2 separate regions of the Homo sapiens genome follow, and region 1 is linked to region 2. Evidence: read pairs that join two places in POLR2A ChIA-PET (ENCODE). Cell type or tissue: CD4-positive, alpha-beta T cell. All regions are shown on one strand. Each heading gives the region's core, and the rest is flanking DNA. Links, peaks and the distances in the headings are about the cores only. Region 1 overlaps HSD11B1-AS1 (HSD11B1 antisense RNA 1). Region 2 overlaps TRAF3IP3 (TRAF3 interacting protein 3).

Region 1 (5,373 bases), core at 60-5,059, 83 kb after region 2:
AGGAAGCTTATAGTAGTGATATCTTCTACTTACCCCCAAGTTACTGAAGAGTCAAGAGCATGGAAACAAGACTTTTTATTGCATGGTTTTATTCGAAGAAAAGGAGGGGAAATATTCCATTTGTTCGTCCATTTAAAAAAATACTTACTGAGCACTAATACATCTCTGGAATTGTGCTAGGCGCTGGGAATACAAAGCCTCACTAATATGTGGTGTCTGCTTTCAAGGAGTTTGAAGTCAAGCACAAGGAAAGTTGGCAAGTAAGTCAGAGCTCACCATAGCGTGATGTATACTATAATAGGAATGTGTGTAGAGGGCTGTTGAAGTAGAGAAGGGACAGGCCATGGCAGCAGGAAAGGGCTCTGGGAGGTGGTCCTGGAGCTCAGTTTTGAAGGCTAAGTACAAGTTATGAGGATGTTGGAGAAAGGCATCCCAAGCAGAGGTAACTGCATGTATTCAGGCAAGAAGTCTAGAAAGCATGGCATTTTGGAGGCAACTCAGGTAGCCTGAATGGCTAGAGCAAGGGTCTGTGTTGGGGAGGGGCCTGAGTAAGGCTGGAACAGTCACTGAACTAGCCATGTCTCTCCAGAGCCTGATCCTGGGCTTACCAACAAGAGCTCCAGAAATCATAATATCTTATTCCCTCTGTGCATTTGAGCAAAGTTAAAACAATGTTATTTGTAAAATGAGGATAATATGAAGATTACATAAAGAAATGAGACATGTAAAATGCTGATCAATGGTAGGAATGTAAAATATTCTAGTTCTCTCATGACAAATCTGCCTCAAATCTTTCTCCTCCCTAGTCTCCTAACAGTTATAAAACAGATTCTGGAAAAACTAAACTATTGGGGAAATCTTTTTCTTCTTTCTATTTCTGCCAGGGAAAGATTACTTGAGCATCTTTTAACTGAATGTTGTATTTAGTCAGCAGCTGCGGTGTTTATGAGCTCTCGGACATCTGGGGTACCTTCTTGTAAAGTTTTCATGATTTCTTAAAAGGCTCCTGGGTGGGACTCTGGGAGAACTGAGTTCCAGTCTCCCTCCCATCACTGACAATACATGTGACTTTGGGCAAGGCCCTTCCCTTGTCTTGGCTTCAATTCCCTCATCTGGCAAACAAGGAGAAATAAATTAGATTACCTTTAATATTTGTTCTAGCTCAGAAATTGGACACAGAGAACTTTTAGCTGTACTCAAATTAGTATAAAGAAAGAGCTAGGATTTTCAGATTTTATTTTCATATCATCCTAATGACAGGGAGGCAGTTCCTTTCAAACCTTGGCAAGCCAGCAGAAGTGAGATTGTTTCATCTCTCCTTACCTTTCCCACCCTCCTTTCAGCTTCCGACTCTGATGAACTCACACAAACCCCAAAGAGAAACACTGGCTCTGAAGGAAACACTTCAATTGTGTCCCTCTGATACTGGTAAGCTCTGTTGGAAAAGTCAGAGGAGTTGGACTCTTAAAAGCCAACTGTTGTGAAAACACATCATCGTCGTCTGTAGATGTTTTCTGAAGCATGCATCCAGCTATTTTAATCTCTCCAAAGTGAGTGGATCACTAAGCCACAACCCTCTGGATGATATGGTCTATTGATGGCAAGTGAAGGTTTGGGTAAATGGTGAGGGTGGGGAATGGTATTTCCCTTTCCTGTCAGGTTTCTCTAGTTCCTTGACCTGAAACAAGTGTTGGGATTTTCTCTGAAAAGGCCCGTTTAGGGCTCAGAGGGTCAGTATTCTGAGCAGCCCAGCTGGACTAGGATTAAAGGATAGATGAATAGCACATGAAGAATTTTGATGGACACGTTTAGGCCTCCCTTGGTCCACTGAACAAGACTTCTGGAAATAAAATGAGCCTTTTCAACACTCTAGATCTAAATGTTAATAACATTAAACTGGCTGATGTTTGGCTGCAACATGCAGGTATCAGCACATTTAAGTACTTCCCAAGATACAGCATAGTGTTTGTGCTCTGTCATTGGTTTAAAGCCGATTTTAAAAACTGCTTACAACATTTCTATAATTCTTGCTGTCTTTCTGTAATTCCAAAAGAACATGCAGACACTTTTTATACTATCTTTGCAACTTTTTTGTTCCAACTTGACTTTCTGTCCCACAATGATCAGAATGCTGTCAGTGCCAGCAAGAGACTTCTGGTTCCATCTGCATCTTATCATATCATCCCTCCTACACATTTGAAAGCTCATCGGGCGTTTCTTCTTGTTTTTTCTGACCAGCATTTCACATTGAAATTTTTCTTTAGCCCAGCCCTCCTGTTCATTTCGATAGATTAATTATTTCAATAGCAGATTTTTTTGAGGACCTACTATGTACTAGGCCCTGATACAAATGGTGATACTATTATATATAATGTGATTTTTAAAAGTCTTACCTCAAGATTTCGAACAAATCTGACTTCTTTTTATTGATGTTCTTTTTTCTTTTTCTTCTCTTCTCTCTCTCTCCCTCCTCCTCTGCCTTTCCTTCTGTTTCATCTCTCTCTTCCTTTGCGGTTTCCCACTCTTTGGGGAGGGGCAGGATTTCCTGCTCAGAAGTTGGTTGGTTTCTGGGAGGAGTCAGAAGACCTGATTTGGGACTGAAACCAGCTGGTCTGCCACCTGATACAAGAAGGTGAAACCCAGGCCAAGGAAGAAGTCCCTTATGCTAGGACCGAGCTGGCAGCCAGAAGGCGCCTGCAGAGACAGCTCCAAAGAGAAGCCAGAGTGGGCCAGTTCTGGGCATCAGGCATCAATCAGTACTCCCCAAAGGACAGAGGAGCCCTCGAGGCAGCCCAAGACAGGAATGCTTGGAAGTGGTCCTGGTTGCCCTGGAGACTTATCCATTACTATTGTTAGCTCTTAACATGGGAGAGGCATACCAGACAGAGCCCCTGTCCCACCCTTAGCAGGTGCTTACTCTCAGATTCCTGACTTTGTCTCAAAGGAAGTTACTGAAACAAAAACTGGATTTGGGCAGGTTTTCCCTTTTCACCAGGAGAGACTCTAGTGATCCAGTGCATTCTGTGAGGCCTGTGTGTCCACACATTTCTCAATTATAAACTCCTTAGGGAATCTCATATGTGACTTATAAACCATTTTAGTGACTGCATCAGCTGATGTTGGAGTGGATGTAAAGGGAAGACAGGAATCTGCAATGGGATGTATAAGGGAAAGAGAATCCGTAAGTAGGGACAATAATTCTACCATGATTCTTGCCGATTAATGACAGAGAGAGTCACATCCCAATTCAGAGGTTTGTGATCTCTGGACTAAGGAAGGGACTACAGCATGTCAAAACAAAAATGTACTTTCTTCCTCTATTTCTTCATTTGTTCAACAGATATCTAATAAGCATCTACTCTATGCTAGGCACTGGGCTAGAGGCTGGGGATAGAGTGGTAAGCCATGCTAGATGTAGCTATGCCCTGATGGAGAGTATAGCGACTGGCCCCTCTGAGATTTGGGGACACAAACTCCGAGGAAGGACTGTAATTGTTGGGTACTAATGTCTCCTTTGGAGAAACACCATTAGACAGATTTTGGATAGTCATCTTTCTGTTACTTAGCCAATGTGGAACATTGGTTCTTTGAATGACACTTTTGCTTGCAATATCTACAAGTACCCCTCTCTATATGTTCCCAATTCTTAGAAAATAGAAGACTTTTTGGCTTTGTTTTTATTTCGGGGCAAGTTTTTTTATGTAGAGAACCATACGTTCTATTGATTTCTAGCTTATTTACTTTCTAGAGCTCTCTGAAAATATCTAGCTATGTATTGGATATTTTCTAAGCTGTCAGTTTCATATTTCAATTACTTTTTTCTCATTAAATCTCTGAATTCATATTTGAGCCCTTTAATAGAAAAAAATAAAGACAATGTTTCTTTTATTTCAGCTGTTGAGTGTACTCCAGAATGCTCTTTGAAAGTTTTCTGAAGTCTCTTTTCATTTTCATTTAGTTTACAATTTTTAATCTTTGTCTAACATACTTTTAAAAGAAAGATTTTTTTGAAATTGCTTTTTGTACTGGATTTTCAAGGTTTTTCTTGTCCACTTAAGGCGTTTGTTTTTCATTTTGCACAACTGAGTTATTTAATTTTTTTCTTACCCTGCTGCTTATAATTTTTTTTCTCTATTGGATGGACTAACAATTAACTGAATCATTTGGTACAGATGTTTAATCCAGAACAATAAGTACCTAATAAAATCCTGAATTGTTAACTAATTTCTGCTCAACCACCCCTGAGGCTTAGGAAAATCTTTCATGATAACTTTTAATTTTGCTCCAGGCCAGGGTTTAAATTCAGCTTTTTAGGGCTCCCCTCTGGTTTAGCAGTTTTACAATGTGATTACTCTTTTTCAGAGAAAACTTAGAAGAAACGGTTGTCTCATGTTGAAGGTCAGGTAAAGCTGAGTAGAAAGAGAAATGAAAGGAGGGTAGGTTTTAGGTGGTATCAGAGTCTTTGAGAGAGACCATTCTCAAGTTAAAATTTTATTTTGAAGCCTTAGCTTACCAATGAAAGAAGCTGACTATTGCCTCTTTGGGGCTTTGTCTCCTAATTTTTCTGGGCCTCCTCTTAAATATCTTAATTTATTCATTTTGACATGTCAGAAGTTCTACGTGATGGCCATTGCTATTCTAACATTAATTTTTGCAGTTTACCAAAATAAGTACAAGAGTTAGGATTATATGGCAATTTTATATGGAAAGCAGGAGTTCTTCCAGTGGAGACTGCAGCTTTGACATGGAAGAAACCAAGAAGAACAAGAGATGCCACTGAGTAAAAGTGTGTGCCTGTGAATGCTATCTTGGGTTCCCTTTCTAAGCAAAGGTTAGAAAGGACCACATAATTAATGACCTGACAAAATCTTTCACCCCAGTGTACAAACTAAAAGTGTCCTATCACAGACTGACAAGACAGGGCATGCTCTCATCAAAGTTTTTTGTAGATCTGACCAATTGCCTTTTCCCAAATTGGTTTTCAGTTTACTGGACCTCCAAATGTTATCGCTGAGGACTAGCTTGGATTGGATTGGTAACTTATGGAGTATATATCTCCATTCATTTCCTCTGGAACACTCCCTTATATCAGAAATAAGACAATACAGAAAAAATACAATAAGATTTTTTAATATAGACAAGCAAAAGTAAACAGAGAGTAGGAGGGGAATAAACAGTTTAATGGTAAAAATATTTATGCCTCCAAAACCAAAGGTCTAATGAACTTATAAAAAGACCTGTGTTGAACTACCCAGTGGTATACTTCCCACACAAAATATCAAATGATCTTATACCAAGACCTATGTCCAATTACTCAATGGTGTACCTCCCAAACAAAATGCCTAATGACCTTTTACAAGGGTCTAGGTGTAA
Region 2 (5,373 bases), core at 175-5,174:
CACATGCACACGTACACTTCCACCTGCACACATACACCTCCACCTGCACACACGTACCTCCACCTGAACACACACCTTCACATGCACACCTTCACATGCACACGCACACCTCCATATGCACACGCACACCACATGCGCACACACACCTCCACATGCACACGTACACTTCCACTGCACACATACACCTCCACCTGCATACACGTACCTCCACCTGCACACACACACCTTCACACACACCTTCACATGCACACGCACACCTCCATATGCACACGCACACCTTCACATGCACACACACCTCCACATGCACACACCTCCACCTGCACATGCATACCTTCACATGCACATGCACACTTCCACCTGCACACACACCTCCAGCTGCACACGCACACCTCCACATGCACAGATACACCTCCACATGCACACACACACCTTCACATGCACACGCACACCTTCACATGCAGATGCACACCTCCGTAGGGACACACACCTCCACCTGCACACACATACCTTCACATGCACACACACACCTTCACATGAACACGCACACCTCCACATGCGCACGCACACCTCCACATGCACACAACCTTCACATGCACACACATCCATATGCACACGCACACTTCCACATGCATGCACACTTCCACCTGCACACACACACCTCCACCTGCACACACACCTCCACATGCACACGCACACTTCCACCTGAGCACACACACACATCCACATGCACACGCACACCTCCACCTGCACACACACACCTCCACATGCACACGCACCCCTCCACATGCACACGCACACCTCCACCTGCACACGCACACCTTCACCTGCACACGCACACCTTCACCTGCACACGCACACCTCCACATGGCACACACACACTTTCACATGCACACACACACTTCTATATAGACACACACCTCCACCTGCACACACACACCTCCATATGCACACACACACACCTCCATAGGCACACGCACACCTCCACCTGCACACGCACACCTCCACCTGCACACGCACACCTCCACCTGCACACACACACCTCCACATGCACACACACACCTCCATATGCACACACACACCTTCACATGCACATGTGCACCTCCACCTGCACACAACTTCCAGCTGCACACACACCTCCACATGCACAGATACACCTCCACATGCACACACATTCTACCTGGACACACACACCTCCACCTGCACACGCACACTTCCACCTGCACACACATACTTTCACATGCACACGCACACTTCCACATGCACACACACACCTCCACATGCACACACATACCTCCACCTGCACACACACACCTCCACATGCACACACACACCTCCACCTGCACACACACACCTCCACATGCACACGCACAATTCCATCTGGACATACACACTTCCATCTCCACACACACACCTCCACCTGCATACATACATTTCCACATGCACACGTACATACTAGACTCAAGATGAGAACTTCTTTAAGAAAGCAAGAAACGGAGAGATATTAAAGCAGAGTGAGGGCGGCAGGGGGTGTAAGGGAGCTTCCCAGAAAGTCACATTCTATTTATTCATAAGCTGGGGCTGTCTAATGGTATTTTCGACATTCCAAGAAAGATGCTAATCTCAAGGGCGAGAGGGGAGCAAGGCCGGCATGAAGAGCCAATCTGTTTCTCGGTTTTTCAGTATTTCAGCTTAGTAGCTACAGCTTCCCTGCCACTTTTTTGTCCCCTCCCTTTGTAGACTTGCCCCTTTTGCCCAGGTAGGGGTTTTGTTCTTCCAGCCTGGAGTTTTGTGTAGGGTGTATCTGTGTAGGGGAGGGGGCGGAGGAGCCATCAATGAGAGCAAGTTTTCCAGAGAAAGGGCAGTGACCGGTTTTCCTATCTTTTCTCTGGCTTTTTCCAACCAGGCCAAGTGGGACGCTTGTGAGGTCTTGAAATTCCACCTCTCTTTAGGCCCGAGACGCCATGGGCTCTCTCAGCCAGATGGCCTGGACATTTCCATCTCTTATAACATTTCCGGTTTGTAATGGTCTGGGGGTAGAGGAGGGGGCTCGGCTTTGAGGTCCGCCTCCCTCAGTGAGTTTCAGGGTGCCTGGGAGAGGCAGGAAGTGGTATCTCGCAGCTCCTGTTTTGATCTTGTTTGGCTTATTCTTCTAACCATGGGAGCCAGGGGGTGCCCCCACCCTTTCAGCTTCCTGTGTTACTCAGCTGGGGCTTGCAAAAGCAAAAAGTGTTGCCAAAAATAATTTTTTAAAGTGCCTCCTGCTATTAATGTTTTTCCTAACGTCTCATGTGAGGGAGAGCAGAGAGTCAGGGATTTGGCATCTACAATAAGCAGAGGGCTTTGGGACCGATGGAAGACGTGGACAAAGACTTCTACTGTTTGAGCTTTGAAGTAACTGGTAAAACGGCTGCATTCCACTGTGGCCTGTTCATTGTCAATCCACAGGTCCTGAAATCAACTGGCTCTACACCTACCTCCTCTGGTTCACATCTTCGGTTCCACACATTTGCCTTTGCCCAAACTCTTTCTATGCAGAATGCAATCAAACCTACCAAATTTAAGGTTTATCTTGCTGTATTTTGGGAATATAGCAGGCCTAAGGCAATATTCTTAAAATTTTCCCAGTCTCCTACCCTTTTGGGGTACCTCCTCTCTCCCCATTCCATAGTATGGCTTTAATCCAATATTTTGCCTCTTTCAACTGTTTTTGTATTGGCCCAACCCCAAATTACTTTTCCATTCGTGTTGCAACGGAAGACAATTTACCATAGCCACTTCAGTGGGGATGAAGGGCCACCCAAGTCTGGAGCTTGAATGAAACCTCTTTCCACAGCTCTGCTTTTCTGGACTCCCCAAAACGTCATAAAAGTCGCAGCCAAGTTGTTGCAAATCGGGCATGTAGTTTCCTGGTCTGAGCCCCAGGGTCCCCCACACTGAAGCCCAGTGTTACAGTATGTGGGAAGAAGCACTTTTTACAGGCCTACTGCTGACATTCTAGGCAGTTAGACCCCGGGAGCCGAGGGCTCAGAGGGCATATAAACCCCAGTGAAGAGAGGAGCAAGGCGGAGGCCATACACACCTGGTGCCGGTCTGAGGTCTTCAGCTCCTGCTTCTGCGTGGTTTTCCCCTGCCTCTGATCTGCTCTCCAGAAACACCACCACCTCACCACAGAAGCACCAGCCCACAGCTCATCTCTCTGCTCTAGTAGAGGTTGCTTAGGGCTTCAGCCAATCCCCGCTGCGCTGTCATCTCAAGATCTTAATTCCAGGACGCAGATCTTCAAACCCAAGGCTGCCCTGCTCTCGTTTTTGTATTGCACAATATTGAAAGCTTGCTTTCTCTGCTAGTAGAGCTGTTTCTGCCCTGAAGGTTGGACCCTCCTCAGGAGTCTCAATAGTGCCCCAGAGCCTATGGTATCCAAAAGGCCCAGAGACATCCGGAGGTGAAGCCAGCGGAGGGAGCTGATCCTTGGGATTCTAATAGGGAGTTTGTGGTAAGTTCTCAGCATGTGAAGTTGGAAATTCAAATTTATGAAGGTCAAATGGCAAAAATAAAGGTCTGAACCAGTTCTGGCCACTTTCTTCCAATTATTTTTCCCAGATACCACAGTTTGGGGCTATACTTTTATTGGAGTTGAGGCTTTCATGGAAGAGATAGAGAGTTGAATTACCTTATTTTAGGGGAAACAATAGCTGTTAACTGAAAAAGTCTGAGACTGTTTTTCTTTAAAACTGGAAGCTAGGGGGTTGGTGGGGAGGAGGGACAAAGAAGAGAAGGGTGAGGATTGGGAGGGGTGAGAAGAAGGGAGGGAGGAAACCACAACCAAGGGAACTTCTGCTCTTGGGCTGGAGCATGGGGTGAAACTCCTCCTTGGAGACAAACCCAGAAATGTCTCTTAATATATCCCCCCTCATTCCCACAAAGCTTGCTTTGATTCAAGCTCTGGTTGTGTCTTACCTGGGATATTACAAGAGTCTCAACTCCCCCAACCCCTGCTTGGAGCCAGGGTTCTTATTGCTACAAGTTAGATAATCCTTGAACCCTCCCCCCTCTTTTTTTTTTTTCAAGACAGGGTCTTGCTCTGTTACCCCATGCAGGAGTACAGTGGTGCAGCCTGGACCTCCTGGGCTCAAGCGATCCTCCTGCCTCAGCCTCCCAAGTAGCTGTGACTATAGGTGTGTACCACCATGCATGGCTAATTTTTTTATTTTTAATAGAGATGAGGTCTCACTATGTTGCCCAGGCTGGTCTTGATCACTCAAGTGATCCTTCTGCCTTGGCCCCCCAAAGTGTTGGGATTACAGGTGTGAGACACTGCATCCAGTTGGAAATTACAGAACTTTTTAAGACACAGATCTGATCATTCACAAGTCATTTCCTCAGATAGTAATTGCATACCTTCTAAGGATGAGCCAGACATTGCTAAGTGTAGGACTTTATACCTCAATAAAGCATAGTTCCATTCTTACTCAGCTTATTACCTATAGCAGTGTTTCTCAAGCTGGGTAGCATGCATTCTAAAGGATCTCTGATTTTATATATATACATATATGGGTTTCCTTTAAAAATGGGTCCATGCATTATTCAAGTTTGAGATACCTTGTTCAACAGAAAAAGTTTAAGACCCATAATTCTAAAGACCTGTCTGAGATCCTTTCTTTGGTACTACTCTGGCATACCTTCATTTCAGCCATACTCTGCTATACCCAATTCTTTGCCATACATAGGCCTGTAATCATTCCAATTCCTTTACCTTAAACACTCTTCTACTTTCTGCTTTTTTCCCTCATCATCACTCTTGCTTCTCTACTGGTTAGCTCCTACTCATCCTTCAAGATTCAGCTAAAATGGTTTCTTTCCTTTATTTTTATTTTTTGAGACAGAATCTTGCTCCGTCACCCAGGCTGGAGTGCAGTGGCACAATCTCAGCTCACTGCAACCTCCACCTCCTGGGTTCAAGCAATTCTTGTGTCTCAGCCTCCTGAGTAGCTCGGACTTCAGGCATGCACGATTACGCTCAGCTAATTTTTGTATCTTTAGTAGAGACGGGTTTTCGCCATGTTGGCCAGGCTGGTCTTGAACTCCTGGCCTCAAGTGGTCCACCTGCCTTGGCCTCCCAAAGTGCTGGGATTATAGGCATGAGCTGCCGTGCCTGGCCAGGTTTCCTTCCTTTAAAGCCTTCCCTGTTCCACCTCAGGTGGAATAATTGCTGCCTTCTTTCTCTTTTTCCTGCATCATGCTTTATGCACTGCTGCTATAGCCTTATTATACTGTTTTGGTGTTATTTATTACATGTCTCTGTCTTCATGGCTGGACTGTGAGCTCCTCAAGAGTTAGGACTGTAATGCTCTTTGCCCCTGTAGCACAAGGCCC

The links. Peaks named below come from ENCODE experiments on the same cell type or tissue, not always from the same donor. Only the 100,000 strongest peaks of a DNase experiment are listed, where the experiment ranks them.
Region 1: POLR2A ChIA-PET joins it to region 2 with 10 read pairs; 4 of 35 experiments call an interaction of 5 or more read pairs at or near these places.

Annotation. Positions count from the first base shown.
Region 1 is chr1:209,683,306-209,688,678 of GRCh38, reverse strand. The region is part of intron 1 of HSD11B1-AS1 (HSD11B1 antisense RNA 1); the gene reads left to right. It also overlaps a transcript of HSD11B1 not described here. Among named protein-coding and RNA genes, the nearest start is that of G0S2, 11 kb to the right of the region's middle. In CD4-positive, alpha-beta T cell, for the core only: no CTCF peak of the experiment used is centred there; a DNase peak (open chromatin) is centred at 2,578; H3K4me3 peaks cover 815 bases; H3K27ac peaks cover 323 bases.
Region 2 is chr1:209,766,367-209,771,739 of GRCh38, reverse strand. All of the region lies in intron 8 of TRAF3IP3 (TRAF3 interacting protein 3), which reads right to left. Among named protein-coding and RNA genes, the nearest start is that of TRAF3IP3, 13 kb to the right of the region's middle. RefSeq lists enhancers at 1-196, 2,035-2,284, 2,295-2,344. In CD4-positive, alpha-beta T cell, for the core only: no CTCF peak of the experiment used is centred there; DNase peaks (open chromatin) are centred at 1,524, 2,149, 3,179 and 3,809; H3K4me3 peaks cover 4,335 bases; H3K27ac peaks cover 3,240 bases.